2 separate regions of the Homo sapiens genome follow, and region 2 is linked to region 1. A link is a contact called in ENCODE Hi-C or POLR2A ChIA-PET data. All regions are on one chromosome and are shown on one strand. The core of a region is the stretch at or near the end of the contact, and the rest is flanking DNA. Distances in the headings are between cores, read along the strand shown.

Evidence for each region. A loop is a pair of places that touch in the nucleus more often than their neighbours do. ChIA-PET counts read pairs that join two places held with the same protein, here RNA polymerase II (POLR2A). Pooled maps may share reads with other maps.
Region 2: a map with no recorded cell type shows a loop between it and region 1 (5-fold over the local background). The contact joins the enhancer-like site here to the promoter of ICA1L in region 1. A Hi-C loop is called at or near these places in 2 of 37 single-sample maps with no recorded cell type and 4 of 50 pooled maps. POLR2A ChIA-PET finds 5 or more read pairs at or near these places in 4 of 52 experiments (GM10248, activated CD4-positive, alpha-beta T cell, activated CD8-positive, alpha-beta memory T cell and 1 more).

What each region holds. Positions count from the first base shown.
Region 1 is chr2:202,868,704-202,876,250 of GRCh38, reverse strand. It overlaps ICA1L (islet cell autoantigen 1 like), which reads left to right and starts at 4,485. Exons shown (of 13, transcript NM_001288622.3): 1 at 4,485-4,632. It overlaps WDR12 (WD repeat domain 12), which reads left to right. Exons shown (of 13, transcript NM_018256.4): 13 at 1-1,990. RefSeq lists silencers at 4,173-4,302, 4,363-4,412, 4,453-4,942.
Region 2 is chr2:202,664,118-202,670,824 of GRCh38, reverse strand. All of the region lies in intron 1 of FAM117B (family with sequence similarity 117 member B), which reads right to left. Among named protein-coding and RNA genes, the nearest start is that of FAM117B, 33 kb to the right of the region's middle. RefSeq lists an enhancer at 4,317-4,396. Within about 2 kb of position 4,289, at least 5 of the 41 ENCODE cell types and tissues checked have a DNase peak (open chromatin) inside an H3K27ac peak, as active enhancers do.

The DNA.
Region 1 (7,547 bases), core at 3,236-5,735:
ACACCCAGCTATTTTTTTTATTTTTGTGGAGATGGCGTCTTGCTATGTTGCCCAGGCTGGACTCCAACTCCTGACCTCAAGCAATCATCTCACCTTGGCCTCAAAAGTGCTAAGATTACAGGCATGAGCCACTGCATCCAGCCTGAACCAAATATATCTTTATTATAACTTAGGAGAGAAACGTTTTTGGCTGGTTAGTTTTACAGAATTAAACCTAATGGTTGTTCTAATAGCAGTTCCAATGATTTGCAGATTTGAGGAAGTAAATTATTTTCTTACAGTGTCCATAAAAGTAACAATGAAACTATATCCTACCATAATAATCCTCTATAGGTAATAAATTATTTGCATTTTATAGGAGAGAAAAATATATGTTAAAGTTTTTGAACAGTCACACAGGCAGGAAATAAATGGCAGTGAATTTGAACTTGGACTTATCTTGGACAAGCTCTTAACTGGTATATATTTTGTCAATCTTATGTCGTGCACAAGAATGATGTTTTTATAAATGGAAAGAATGAGTGTGGAAGTGTCTTCACTTGCCTAACAGAAAGGTTATATGTGGCTGGGCGCCGTGGCTAACGCCTGTAATCCCAACATTTTGGGAGGCTGAGGTGGGCATATCATCTGAGGTCGGGAGTTCAAGAATAGCCTGACCAACATGGAGAAACCCCGTCTCTACTAAAAATACAAAATTAGCCAGTCATAGTGGCACATGCCTGTAATCCCAGCTACTTGGAAGGCTGAGGCAGAAGAATTGCTTGAACCCAGGAGGTGGAGGTTGTGGTGAGCCAAGATCGCGCCATTGCACTCCATCCTGGGCAACAAGAGCGAAACTCCGTCTCAAAAAAAAAAAAAAAAAAAGTAATACATAAATTTAAGTGACATTTGTGGGTACTAAATTACAATAATATGTTCAGCTTTGCATTTTTTTGCCTTTAAAATTAATTTCAATTTTAGCGTGCCACTAAACGTATTACTGTAATAGTATATAAATGTATAAAGATCAATTTCTGTATATTCTAATAGGAATTGTATATAAGCAAAAATGAATTTTAGAAATTATCCTATTATTCATGTAATTATGTCATTCATGTTATTTAAAGGAAACCACAATGCAGACAGGTTAAGTACCTAGTGTGAAGGTATGTAACCAATTAATGGAGCTGTGCGACATACATCTGAGTAATAAAGACTACAGAGAAAGTATCTTGTTAGGTACTATCTGATACAAAGTTTAGAAACATGTCAAACAATTCTATGTATAGTTGGTGAAAGTGTAATAACATGGCTGAGACTTAATACCAGATGAAGTTCAGTGGTTTCAGGGGGAGGAAATAATTTTTAAAACGATGTCGATAACACTTCACATTTAAAATCATCATAATAATTCTAATTCTAGAATTGTGTCTAATTCTAATACTGTTTCTAGCTTTGCTTGAATAAACAGAAATGTAGTAGGGAAGAGACAGAATGTTTAGCTTGCAGTATCTAATTACTCATTTGGGTATCTGGGAAGATAGCTCTCCATGGCCCCACTGTCACTGACCTATAATGCTTCTCCTGACGTCTTCGGTAAAATCCAACAGATTACAAAGAAACTGGAATGCCTTGAAGAAATAGAGCTTTTTGTGTGATGTCAGATTCAATAGACCTCTAATCCTTAGTAAAACAGTACAAAACAGTAGAATAATTTTTAGTGTTTTCTAATATCAACTGAGGTTTTATTTGGGAGATTAACCAGAGGTTTGCACAAAAACAAAAGTGAAGACCATTAGTCTTTAAAGAAACTAAGACTCTAGGTTTGGATCCCATTTGTGGAGCCCTACATTCCAAGTCATCTAATGTTCTTGTCTAGTTAGCTTGTAAAAGTCTATACAATGGAGGAAAACCCCTTTTTTCCCCTTAGTATAAGTGTATTATATGTTGATAGAAAGGATAGAAAGTTAAATAACAGTTCAGTAAATGTACTTCTAAATGAAATTTAAAAGTACTTTAAAGGTGTTAAATTATTTCACTTTCTAAAGAGGTTTTATGCAACACTAAAATGTAATGACTGAGCTGCCTCCTTTTGTTAAGAGACTAGTGCAAGTAGAGTCTTGCTCTGTCGCCCAGGCTGGAGTTTAGTGGCACAATCCCGGCTTGCAACTTCTGCCTCCTGGGTTCAAGTGATTGTCGTGCCTCAGCCTCCCAAGTAGCTGGGATTACAGGTGCACGCCACCACATGGGGCTAATTTTTGAATTTTTAGTAGAAACAGGGTTTCACCATGTTGGCCAGGCTGTTCTCAAACTCCTGACCACAAGTGCTCCGCTTGCCTCAGTCTCCCAAAGTGCTGGGATTATAGGCTTGAACTACCACGCTCTTCCTAGTGCAAGCCATTTAAACATTGTATCCAACAGCTAAAGAAAGAATTCATTCCACAGGCATTTATGAAATATGAGAGACTTGACTCCTGTCCAGGAGAAGCATCAGCAGCTAGCTCTACATTATTTTCTGATACTATTCCTACACTGTGCCACCGTGTTTCCTTAGCGACTTGTGAAGAAAAAGTGATTATATGAAGTGTAAATACTACACTTCATTAATGGCTTGGAGATACTGTGTATCTTTCTGTAATTTTACCCAGTTAAGTGAATAAAAGCAACAGGCCCGGCCGGTAGCCATTATTCTGACTTCCAGGTGTGTTCCTTGGAGGACTTTAGTCGGCCTCAGATTGAGCTGAAGAAGATATTAGTTTACTGTTCTCTTGACTTAAAACTTCATCTTGTTGGAACAAACATTTTCTAAAATACCCCAAGAACTTTACTATGGGGCATAGTAACATTTGAAAGTCATTTCGCTTGCCACTTTATTTATTCCTTGGTGAGAAAGATAATCTGTTCTTTTCAGATATTTTATAATGTATCCTTCAGTTGTGAATTAGCTATCTTTGTTTCATTTCGTTCATTGATGGATTCAACATTCATTCAGGACCTAGTTTGTATTAGGCACTGTGCTAGGTGCTAAGGCTGCAGAAATGCGTAAGGGAGGAGCAGCTTTGAAGCAGCTCGGCACCTAATGGGGAAGACAGGCAGGTAGATCGTTACAGCCAGAGAGCAGTATGCCCCTTAGGAGAAATGCCTCATTTGGTAAGATTCAGGAAAGCCATCCCAAGGAAATAGGTCAATCACTCATGTTTGCCAAACGCTAATTTTTACCCTTCTGAGGAAAGCTGTAGACTCCTCAAAAAAACAAACAAAATTTTGCACATAATCTCAGGTATTTGCCTATTCCTTGAAATCCAAATATCTCAGGGTAAAAGTCTAAAGACATTTAATGTTTTCAGTCCAAATTAACCCTCTGTAGCTTGCCACTTTTCCTATTCTAAAAGTATAATTTCCAGGTTAAGGTGAGTATTTTGTACTGTTAATATTCCAGAACCTCGGCCGGGCGCGGTGGCTCATGCCTGTAATCTCAGCACTTTGGGAGGCCGAGGCGGGCGGATCACGAGGTCAGGAGATCGAGACCATCCTGGCTAACACGGTGAAACCCCGACTCTACTAAAAATACAAAAAACTTAGCCAGGCGTGGTGGCAGGCGCCTGTAGTCCCAGCTATTCGGGAGGCTGAGGCAGGAGAATGGCGTGAACCCGGGAGGCGGAGCTTGCAGTGAGCCGAGATCGCGCCACTGTACTCCGGCCTGGGCGACAGAGCGAGACTCCGTCTCAAATAAAATAAAATAAAATAAATTCTAGACTCACCCCATCTTTGTCATCATACAGATTTTAATTATCACCTCGAGTGTTAACCTTTTAATTCTTTGCTAGCCTATGTGTCGCAGTTGTAATTAATAATTCGTATTCTGCTGTTTTAGGAAAGTTCTTTTAAGTTTTGGAGTCACCTTTAAAAAGAATGAAGTTTGAATTTATTAAATTATCTCCTACTAGTAGTAAATAGTTTTGCCTTCCTTTTTGTTTTTTTCCTGAGACTTTCAGGATCCGGTTTTACCTTTTACTCTTGAAGATTCATCATAAACATTATGGATATGGATATGTGCATTTGAGATTGGTTATGAACGGTTGTTAACTTAGACCTCTTTAAACCTTTAACACGGGAGTTAAATACAGCGGGCGAACGCTTTCCGCCTAAGGAGCACTGGTGCTAAGGGGCCGCCCCAGAAGGCCCGGCAGGTCCGGGGGTGGGGGTGCTCGGAGGGAGCCGGGAGGGCCCCGGGCCAATGCCTTCCACTTCCCCACGCCTCAGAGAGCTCACACTCAGCTCCTCGTAATGTTCTGACCGGTTTGGTGTTTGTCATTTCACTTTATTAAGTAAAGAGGAAATCGGGAAAGGAGGAATAGAGAGGGTCCCCGAGTTCATTCAAGAGCAGACCGAGAGATGCTCCGATCCCGAGTCGGGCCGGTGGCGGGGTCAGGCCGGCGCCCGAGGGGGGCGAACGCGGACGCCAGGTCGCGCGGTTTAAATCTCCCGCCTCCCGCAGCGGGAGCCTGACACCTCCACGCACTGGTGCGGAGGGGCACTGGCTGCCGGAGGGCCGGGAGTCGGCGCGGGGCTCGCGGGCGGTGGCCGGAACGGGTGCCGGGACGGATCACCGTACGGCCGAACGCGACCCGAGGAGGCGGAAGAGCGGCGCCGGTAAGCTTCTGCTGCCTCCTGTCCGCCCCTATTCCCCCTCAGGCGGCGGTCAGGCCCGGAGACCAAATCCCGGGTTCCCATGGCGACGCCGGGAGGCGGGGGCGCGGCGGGAGGCTCCGGCCACACGCGCGCGCGCGCGGCTTCTCGGGGCCTTGCTGGCCTCCTCGGTTCTCTGGGGGACCCCGGCCGCTGCCTGCGGCCTTCTTCCAGGCGAGGCCCTGCTCGGGGTTCTTCCGGCCTCCCCCCAGGCAAAACCCGCAAGGAGCGGTTTCTGGCGTGGCTGGGTCCCCTGCGGCGGAAGGGCGCCTCCCGGCCACGCTCGCTGTAGTGAAGGAGCGCGGCAGCCTGGGGCTCGTTTGGGTGATTTCCCTCGGCGGTGGAGGTCGCTCCTAATAGAGGCGGCGGCGGATCACCCGAACAGCCTTCAGGTGCTTCCCTGCTGACCTCTTTTTAACGTGGTGCTTATTTTTATTTCGCTATTATTTTGTAATGGGAATGTCTTCCTTAGAAACTAATTGGCAACCGATGGATAAAAACAAAACATAGTAAATGTGCAGTTTGAGCTGAACTGCAGAATGCACGGGCCCGCGAGGGGCTCCGCGCACAGATCCTGCTCCTTAGGCCGGCAACCCGACCCCACGGCACAGATATGGCTCCTGGAAACGCGCGTCAGCTGGTCAGGTGCCCAGGTGATGTCAGTGGTCAGATACCTGATGCTCTAAGGAAGACGGAGAGGGGAAAGCGGGGAGTCCATCCTGGCAGCTCACCCGCGATGCTGGGGCGTTGCCAGTAGAGGGGGTGGAATCATTTTTCGTGTAATAGATGATCTTGATGCACACAGCATAAAAGCTGTTATAAACTATGGGTCTCTGTAAAATAGATTGTTGGGAAGGTAACATTTTTCCATGGTTTTGATTTTTCCCAAAAGTATTTATGTATTGATTTATTTGGTTCTGACTCAGGCGACGTACTGTAAGACGATATTACTTTAATCATCTTCACATCAGTATTTATGGAATAGCCACAGGTGCCTCATCCTTTAGTAGGAGTTAATTATACATTTACTGGCCGAGTAAACATCTCCGAATGGTATGTATGTATTTTTATGTGACCAAAATTTTAAATCGTTTAGTATTTGTTATCTGTGCCTATCATACCCAGTATTCTTTGAAATCTCTTTATTTAATAGTTCAAAATGATTGTTTATCTAGTCGTTGAAACAGCTATGTGGAAGGCAGTGTTCTAATTACCAGTTTAATTTTAGAGTTAGAAGGGTGCTCAGAGATCAGCCAGTCCAAAGAGGAAAAATTGCAAATATGAGAACTGGTGGAAAAAGTAGGATGCCATATTTTTATTATAAATATCATAAAAATATAAAACAAAGTTTATACCAGTTATGGAACTAGGACCAGATATCAAAATATTAGATACAAAATAGATAATATACTGTCTTGTTCTACTATACTGCCAAACTTGGTGATTTCATTGTGTGATTCTATATTTACATTTTTTCTGTACTTTTATACTTTAGCTTTTTCAGTACTCACTGCGCTTCCTTTAAAATTTTATTCTTTTTATATTCTTTAACAACAACAGATGGGATATGTGAGTTTTAAATATATCTGTAACTGGAAAGATTTCCTCGTTCGAAGTAGATTTTGTTATTTAATAATATTCTTATTACCCTCTTCCATTTTGTCTATTTTTCATTCATCACTTAAGTTTTGTGTTTTTTTCGGAAATCAAAATTTTCAAACTTGTACTTGGATCCAGTATTCACCATTAAAATTTAGTCACCTTCTATGTATCTCATTATTATTTTGCCATTATTGACTCACTTGCATGTAACACTAGGGTTTTAAAATTCCTTTTTTAATTTAGTTGAGATAAAAAAAGACTAAAATTCCTTTTTTAATTTAGTTGAGATTAAAAAAAAGACTAAAGTAACACAATATCTATATTTACAGAGGCCGACATTAACAACTGTTAACATTTTGTTGTATTTCTTTCTAGTATTTTTTTAGATAAGGAAATAAAACATTTCCAATAAAGCTGAAGTCTCATCCCACCCATCCGTTATCAGGTACTCAACATCATGAGTTGGTATCTGTGTTTTGTGTTTTTTAAATTATATTTTATACATGTCTATTATTGCATGTGTTTTTAAATTTTAAATAAGTTACATCATATTGCATATAGCCTGCACTTGTGTTTTTCACTCAGTGTTATTTTATTTTATTTTATTTCTTATTTTATTTTTTTGAGACAGAGTCTCGCTCTGTCGCCCAGGCTGAGTGCAGTGGCAGGATCTCGGCTCACTGCAAGCTCCGCCTCCCGGGTTCACGCCATTCTCCTGCCTCAGCCTCCGGAGTAGCTGGGACTACAGGCGCCCGCCACCACGCCTGGCTGATTTTTTGTATTTTTAGTAGAGTCGGGGTTTCACCTGTTAGCCAGGATGGTCTCGATCTCCTGACCTCGTGATCCGCCCGCCTCAGCCTCCCAAAGTACTGGGATTACAGGCGTGAGCCACCACGCCTGGCCTCACTCAGTATTATTTTAAAAATTGATTTGGATTGATATTGATAGTTTTAGCCACTGATGTATTTGTTTTAAATGTTTTTTGTTGTTGTTGTTGTTGTTGTTGTTGTTTTGAGACAGAGTCTTGCTCTGTCACCCAGACTGGAGTGCAGTGGCGCGATCTCAGCTCACTGCAACCTCTGCCTCCTGGGTTCAAGCGATTCTTCTGTCTCAGCCTCCCAAGTAGCTGGGACTACAAGCACATGCCATCACGCCCAGCTAATTTTCTTATTTTTAGTAGAGATGGGGGTTTTACCATATTGTTCAGGCTGGTCTCGAACTCCTGACCTCAGGTGATCCACCAGCCTCAGCCTCCCAAATTGCTGGGATTACAGGCG
Region 2 (6,707 bases), core at 3,040-5,539, 210 kb after region 1:
ACAGGGTGAGTACATGACCAGGCTCAGCTAATAACAATAATTCATTCTTCTGGATGCAGTAACTGACTCTGAAATGGGCGCAGAATGAAACATTATCCTTCCCTGTAATTTTTCTAGCTGGAGTTGGTGGAGAAGAAGCCCTCTTGCCTTGTGGGTCTTGCAGACGGAAATATGAGTCTTGAATGGTCTGTGGCCCTGTTCCCTGCTATGTAGACAAAGTCTCTACACTAGAAAGTATGCTCCTTGGCCAGGGGGCGGTGGCTTATCCCAGTACTTTGGGAGGCTGAGGCAGGATCACTTGAGGTCAGAAGTTCAAGACCAGAATGGCCAACGTGTTTCATGAAACCCCGTCTCTAAAAATACAAAAATTAGCTGGGCATGGTGGCAGGCGCCTGTAATCCCACCTACTCAGGAAGCTGAGGCCTAAAAATCACCTGAACTTAGGAGGCAGAGGTTTCAGTGAGCCGAGACTGTGCCACTGCACTCTAGACTGGGTGACAAGCTAGACTCCATCTCAAAAAAAAAGAAAAAAAAAAGAAAGAAAAGAAAAAAGAAAGTATGCTCCTTGAGGACAGAAGCTTGATGTGTCTTATTTCTCTTTTCATTTTTGCCCCTTAAGCCTTTGGAACAAATTGGTATGTCTTATTTCATCACTTGTTTCCCCAGCAACTAAATAGTAGCTAGCACATAGCAGGTACTCAATAAAGATTTGTTGATTTAGACAGTACGTGAGAATGAAGCTAACAAACAGACCCACATGAAAGATTAAGAAACTAAGAGAATGTCCTGAAAGTACTTAGACAGTATGTGAGAATGAAGCTAACAAACAGACCCAAATGAAAGATTAAGAAATTAAGAGAATGTCCTGAAAGTACTTAATTTTTGTGGCCACATCTATCTATGTTTGTGGTTATTTCTTCAGTTCTACTGTCATTCTGCTTAGTTTAAGCTGAGTTGTCATTTGCAATCAAGAGTCTAGAAAAATACTTCAAGCAAACAAAGAAAAAAATCCAACAAACTGGATAAAGCAAATTAGTGCTTTAATATTTCTTCAACTTTGACCCAATAAAGCACTCAAGGATAAGGCGGAAAAAAAGCAATACTCATCCATATTTTTGTTCTGAAAGATGATTTAAGGAAATACTTTCATAATGACATGCCTGAAAATCCCACTTGAAACAATGTGAAAAACATTTTTTCTTAGTTATGTTCCATGTTGGCAAAAACATCTCAAATGATAGTTTTTATCATTCAAATTTGATTCAGTTAACAGAGTAACTTCCAAAAAAAAAATCTAGAAAATTTGAGGAGGAAGAACATCTTCTGATTCACTCCCGAAAATAAGCAAACTTTATCCTCTCCTTATTTTACAAAGCTAATCTTTTTTATTGCACTCAGGTAATAAAAACAGAACAATTCACAGATTTCCATACTATTTGGGACTGAAAAGCCTGGTGATAAATAAGTAGCCCCACCCACACTGATACCATATGACTGGTACAGAAAAATATCTATGTTTTAAAGATTAAGTTTTTTCTTCCTAGAATCACTGCTGTTTTAATTTTGAAATACTTATTTTGAAATCTCCAATATCATATCATGATTTTTGTGTCTATCAAATCAAGATGTGGGTTTAAAAGACTAAAAAAAATCTGTCCCTAACACCATTTTACAACCAATTTCTACCAATTATTCCAGATCACTCTGTCTATTGATTTATCAATGTATTTAATCTCTGCTTCAACCAGAAACTGTCTGAACCCTTCTGCAAGAAGGGAGGAACTTTTGGCATATATTATTCCTTATTTTGGTGTTCTTTCAAATTATCCAACTTGGTAGGATACCTATTCGTAATAGGTTTAATGTTGACTAAATTATATTATATATAACACTGTGAGAAGACTTTAAAAACATGGTCCCCAAAACGAAGCAGACATGAGTTGAAATCCCACATTTAGAAATTCTCTGAAACATTAAATTACTTAGTTCTCTTGGACTGAGTATTCTCATTTATGAAATGGAAATAAACACAGCCCTTAGAGGCATATATTTAATGCATGAGACATGCATTCAAATATTACTTTCTTTCCTTTTTCTTTGCTGATACAGAAAATAAAACTTGACCCAAAATCTACCATCCTATACCACACTTTAGAAAATGTTCTTTTATTTTATTTATTTATTTATTTATTTATTTATTTATTAGGAACAAGATCTCACTCTGTAGCCCAGGCTAGAGTACAGTGACACAATCAGAGTTCACTATACCTTCTTTTTCTTTTTTTTTTTTTTTTTTTGAGAGAGAGTCTCGCTCTGTCACACAGTCTGGAGTGCAGTGGCGTGATCTCAGCTCACTGCAACCTCCACTTCTCAGGTTTACGCAATTCTCCTGCCTCAGCCTCCGAAGTAGCTGGGATTACAGGCACCCGCCACTATGCCCAGATCAGAGTTCACTGTACCTTCTAACTCCAGGGCTCAAGCCATCCTCCCACCTCAGCCTCCCAAGTAGCTAGGACTACAGGTGCATGCCACCGCATTTAATATATAAATATTTTTATATCTTTATATATGTATCTAAATATATAAATATTAATATATATTATATTGTATATTATATAAAAATATATAAATATATATTATATAATATAATATGTATGTATTATATAATTATATATTTATATATTTTTATAAAATATATATTTTATAAAAATATTTTTTATATAAATATATTTTTATAAAATATATGATATATATTTACAATATATATATATTTTAAAGATGGAGCCTTACTGTGTTGCCTAAGCAAACTCCTGGCCTCAAGCAATCTTCCCATCTGGGCCTCCCAAAGTGCTAGAATTACAGGCATGAGCCACCATGCCTGGGAACAGTGATTTTACTTCTAATACTACTCTACTACTATCCTCACTATTATCACCCTATAACCTCAATCCACTACTCTTTTCTGTGGTTCAGCCATGCTAGCTGTCCACTTCACTACTTATCAATTATCTCCTCATCTGTCAATATCCCAAAGGCCTCCAAAGACTGAAACCTAGCAGAAAAAAATATAGCCAGCATACTACTTCAACTTGAGTAGAAATAGGTAATTTAACTTAGGTTATCTAGTTTAGTTTAGATCCCTACACTATCTAGTGGGGCCAAATGGCTAAGGTTTATCTTGAGATTGGTCTAAAACATAACACCAGTACCATTCAGGAATACCTTGACACAGTTATTCCTCTCTACATAATTATCACCTTCATTGTAATAATTGGATTCAAGAACAGAGCAATATTATTTCTATGGAAAAAGAGACAGCACATGCGCGCGCACGCACACACAAACACAGACACACACACACAGACACACAGACACACATACACAAAGCTTTTTTTCTTTAAGCTGCCTCAAAAAGAAATACTTAGGCCGGGCGTGGTGGCTCATGCTAATAATCCCACCACTTTGGGAGGCCGAGGCGGGTGGATCACTTGAGGTCAGGTGTTCGAGACCAGCCTAGCCAACATGGTGAAACCCCGTCTCTATTAAAAATATGATAATTAGCCAGGTATGGTGGCACGTGCCTGTAGTCTCAGCTACTCGGAAGGGTGAGGCAGGAGAACTGCTTGAACCCAGGAGGCGGAGGTTGCAGTGAGCCAAGATCGCACCACTGCACTCCAGCCTGGGCGACAAAGCAAGACTCCATCTCAAAAAAAAGAAAAATTTACTAAAGTAACTCAAATAGAGGCCTGGAGCAAGTCCCAGTTTTTACGACATTTTTACTCTATTTTTAAACTCTTTAAAAATCATTTCACTTTATTTTAAATCACTGCTACAACACAGATTTTCGATCTGCATTTTTATTATAGAAATGAAACATACTGGCCGGGCGTGGTGGCTCACACCTGTACTCCCAGCACTTTGGGAGGCCGAGGCAGGTGGATCACGAGGTCAGGAGATCGAGACCATCCTGGCTAACACGGTGAAACCCTATCTCTACTAAAACTACAAAAAATTAGCTGTCCCAGCTACTCAGCGGGCTGAGGCAGGAGAATCACTTGAACCCGGGAGGCAGAGGTTGCAGTGAGCCAAGATCGCGCCACTGCACTCTGGCCTGGGCAGCAGAGCGAGACTCTGTCTCAAAAAAAAAAAAAAAAAAGAAATGAAACGAAACATGTTATTTCAAAATAGTCAAAAACCAGAAGTGAATACAGTAGAAAGTGAAAGTTGTCTGTAACATACCCCCACATCCCACCCACCAGTGAAAACCCAGCTAGCAGTGTCAAAATATAAACATACATAGTACATGCTCAGATACAATTTAAAAAAAAATGTGGCTGGCTGAACTTCTCTGACTCTTCAAGCCTTCTGTCTGCCATCCTCACCTAGAATTATGACTGTACATATGGTACATATGTGTGTGCGTTTGTGAACGTGTAACACCAATAAACATTTTACCAAAGTATTTTTCCAATGCAAACTTCAATGAGTCAACATTTTTTAAATTAGTTTTCTGAAAACCATAGGTAAACTGTTTCTATTTTTTTTCAATTTTCATGTTTATTTTGCTAACATAACTTCCGTTTCAATTGTTTTTAATGTAAAGTTTATAATAAAGACCCAATCTGCTTTTGACTATATCAGATTTTCTCAACAAAGTCTCTATCATCAAAAGGTTTGCTTTGTAACAATACCATTCCCAATTTAAGCAAACTATGCAGACACAAATTGCAGAATGAATGTTTTCTTCTGTCAAATTTTAGTCATAACAAATGTTGCCATAATACATATTTATAGCTATTTGTTTGTGTTTGTAATATTTATATCAATAAGTCACTACCAGTGAGTAGGATGAATGGTTTGTATTAGTTTCTTAGCTGACTACAGTAGGCAGAATTTTAAAATGGTCTCCCAAGATTTCCTGTCCTGCCAGTTTCCATGGCTCACGCCTGTAATCCCAGCACTTTGGGAGGCCAAGGCAGGCAGAACACCCGAGGTCAGGAGTTCGAGACCGGCCTGGTCAACATGGTGAAACCCTGTCTCTACTAAAAATACAAAAATTAGCCAGGCATGGTGGCATGCACCTGTAGTCCCAGCTACTCAGGAGGCTGAGGCAGGAGAATTGCTTGAATCTGGGAGGCAGAAGTTGCAGTGAGCCGAGATTGCACCACTGCACTCCAGCCTGGGTGATAGAGTGAGACTCTGTCTCAACAACAACAACAAAAAGAGGATTTCCTGTCCTAATCCCCAGGACTGAAAACACAACGAGATATCACATCCACGATTACATCATGTGCCAAGAGAGATTCTGTAGATGAAATTAAGGTTGCTAATCAGTTAGTAGTGAGTTATTAATGGGGAGATTATCCAGGAGGGCCCAATCTAATCACAAGTGCCCTTTAAAAATAGAAAGTTTTCTTTGGCTGGCTGCAGAAGAGCAAGTAAAAAAGATTCTATATGAGAGATATTCCACTGCTGGCTTTGAAAATTGAGAGGGTTGGCCAACTATAACCCCAGCACTTTGGGAGGCTGAGGTGGGAGGATCACTTGAGCCCAGGAGGCAGAGGTTGCAGTAAGCTTAGATCACACCACTGCACTCCAGCTGGGCAGCATACGAAACTCTGTCTCAAAAAAAAAAAAAGAAAAAAGAAAATTGAGAGGGTCATGTGGAAAAGATATGAGAGCCGCCTCAGAGCTGAGAGTGACCCCTAAAGCTAACAGTCCACGACAATGCAGTCATCTCAGTCCTATCACCTCAAGGAACTGGATTCTGTCAACTCCATGAATGAGTTTGGAAGCACCTTCTTCCCCACCAAAGTCTCCAGATAAAAGCCAAACCCAGCTTGATCTTGATATTGGCTTTTGAGACCCTGAGCAGAAAACACAGTGGAGCCTCCTCCCCGCCCCAACTTTCAACCTACAGAACTGTGAAATAATAAACGGATATTGTTTTAAGCTGCTATATTTGGGGCAATCTATCACATATCAATAGAAAACTAATACACTGACCCACAGAGAAACCCGTAATTCCTTCAGACTGACTTCTTATAAGCGAGGCCAAAACTACTACGGTAAGGCAAATGAGGCACGTGTTCTGAGGGCAAAATAACTTACTAGATAGATAAATTACTCAAGGTAAGTCATGCATGATAACGAACTATCAAAATTTTAAACAGGACTCAATCATGTACTTGCATGACTCTTAATCTTTGCCCTGTTGGACCCTATCTTTAAAATTTTCATAATTAGTTCTTTGAATTGTGTTAAATTAATTTTTATTTTGAAGCATTTTATTTAAATATTATTTATCTCAATTACCAAGCTTTCTGGCAGACACCAAAAACATGTATCCAGGGCCAATGCCTCAGTTGTCTCATTCTCGTCTTGTGCCAATTCTAAGACTAATCTAAGCCTTCTACCTAGCACTATTAGCCACACAAATCACTGAGCAGTTCTCAGACATTCCAGGCTATTCTACTATGTTGCCAAGCTAATTCTTTCAAATATTTTTATCATTTTTCCTACCATATACACAAATGGCAGTGAAAAGAACAGCTTAAAACCTCTGGAGTCAATATATTCTTTCAGTTAAATATAACTTCAGAAAAGATATCTAATTAAATGTACTCAAATCATCAGGAGCTAATGACACTCACCCTTAAAGAGGGATATCATGGGATAATTAGTTATTATTTGTGAAAATGCACAGA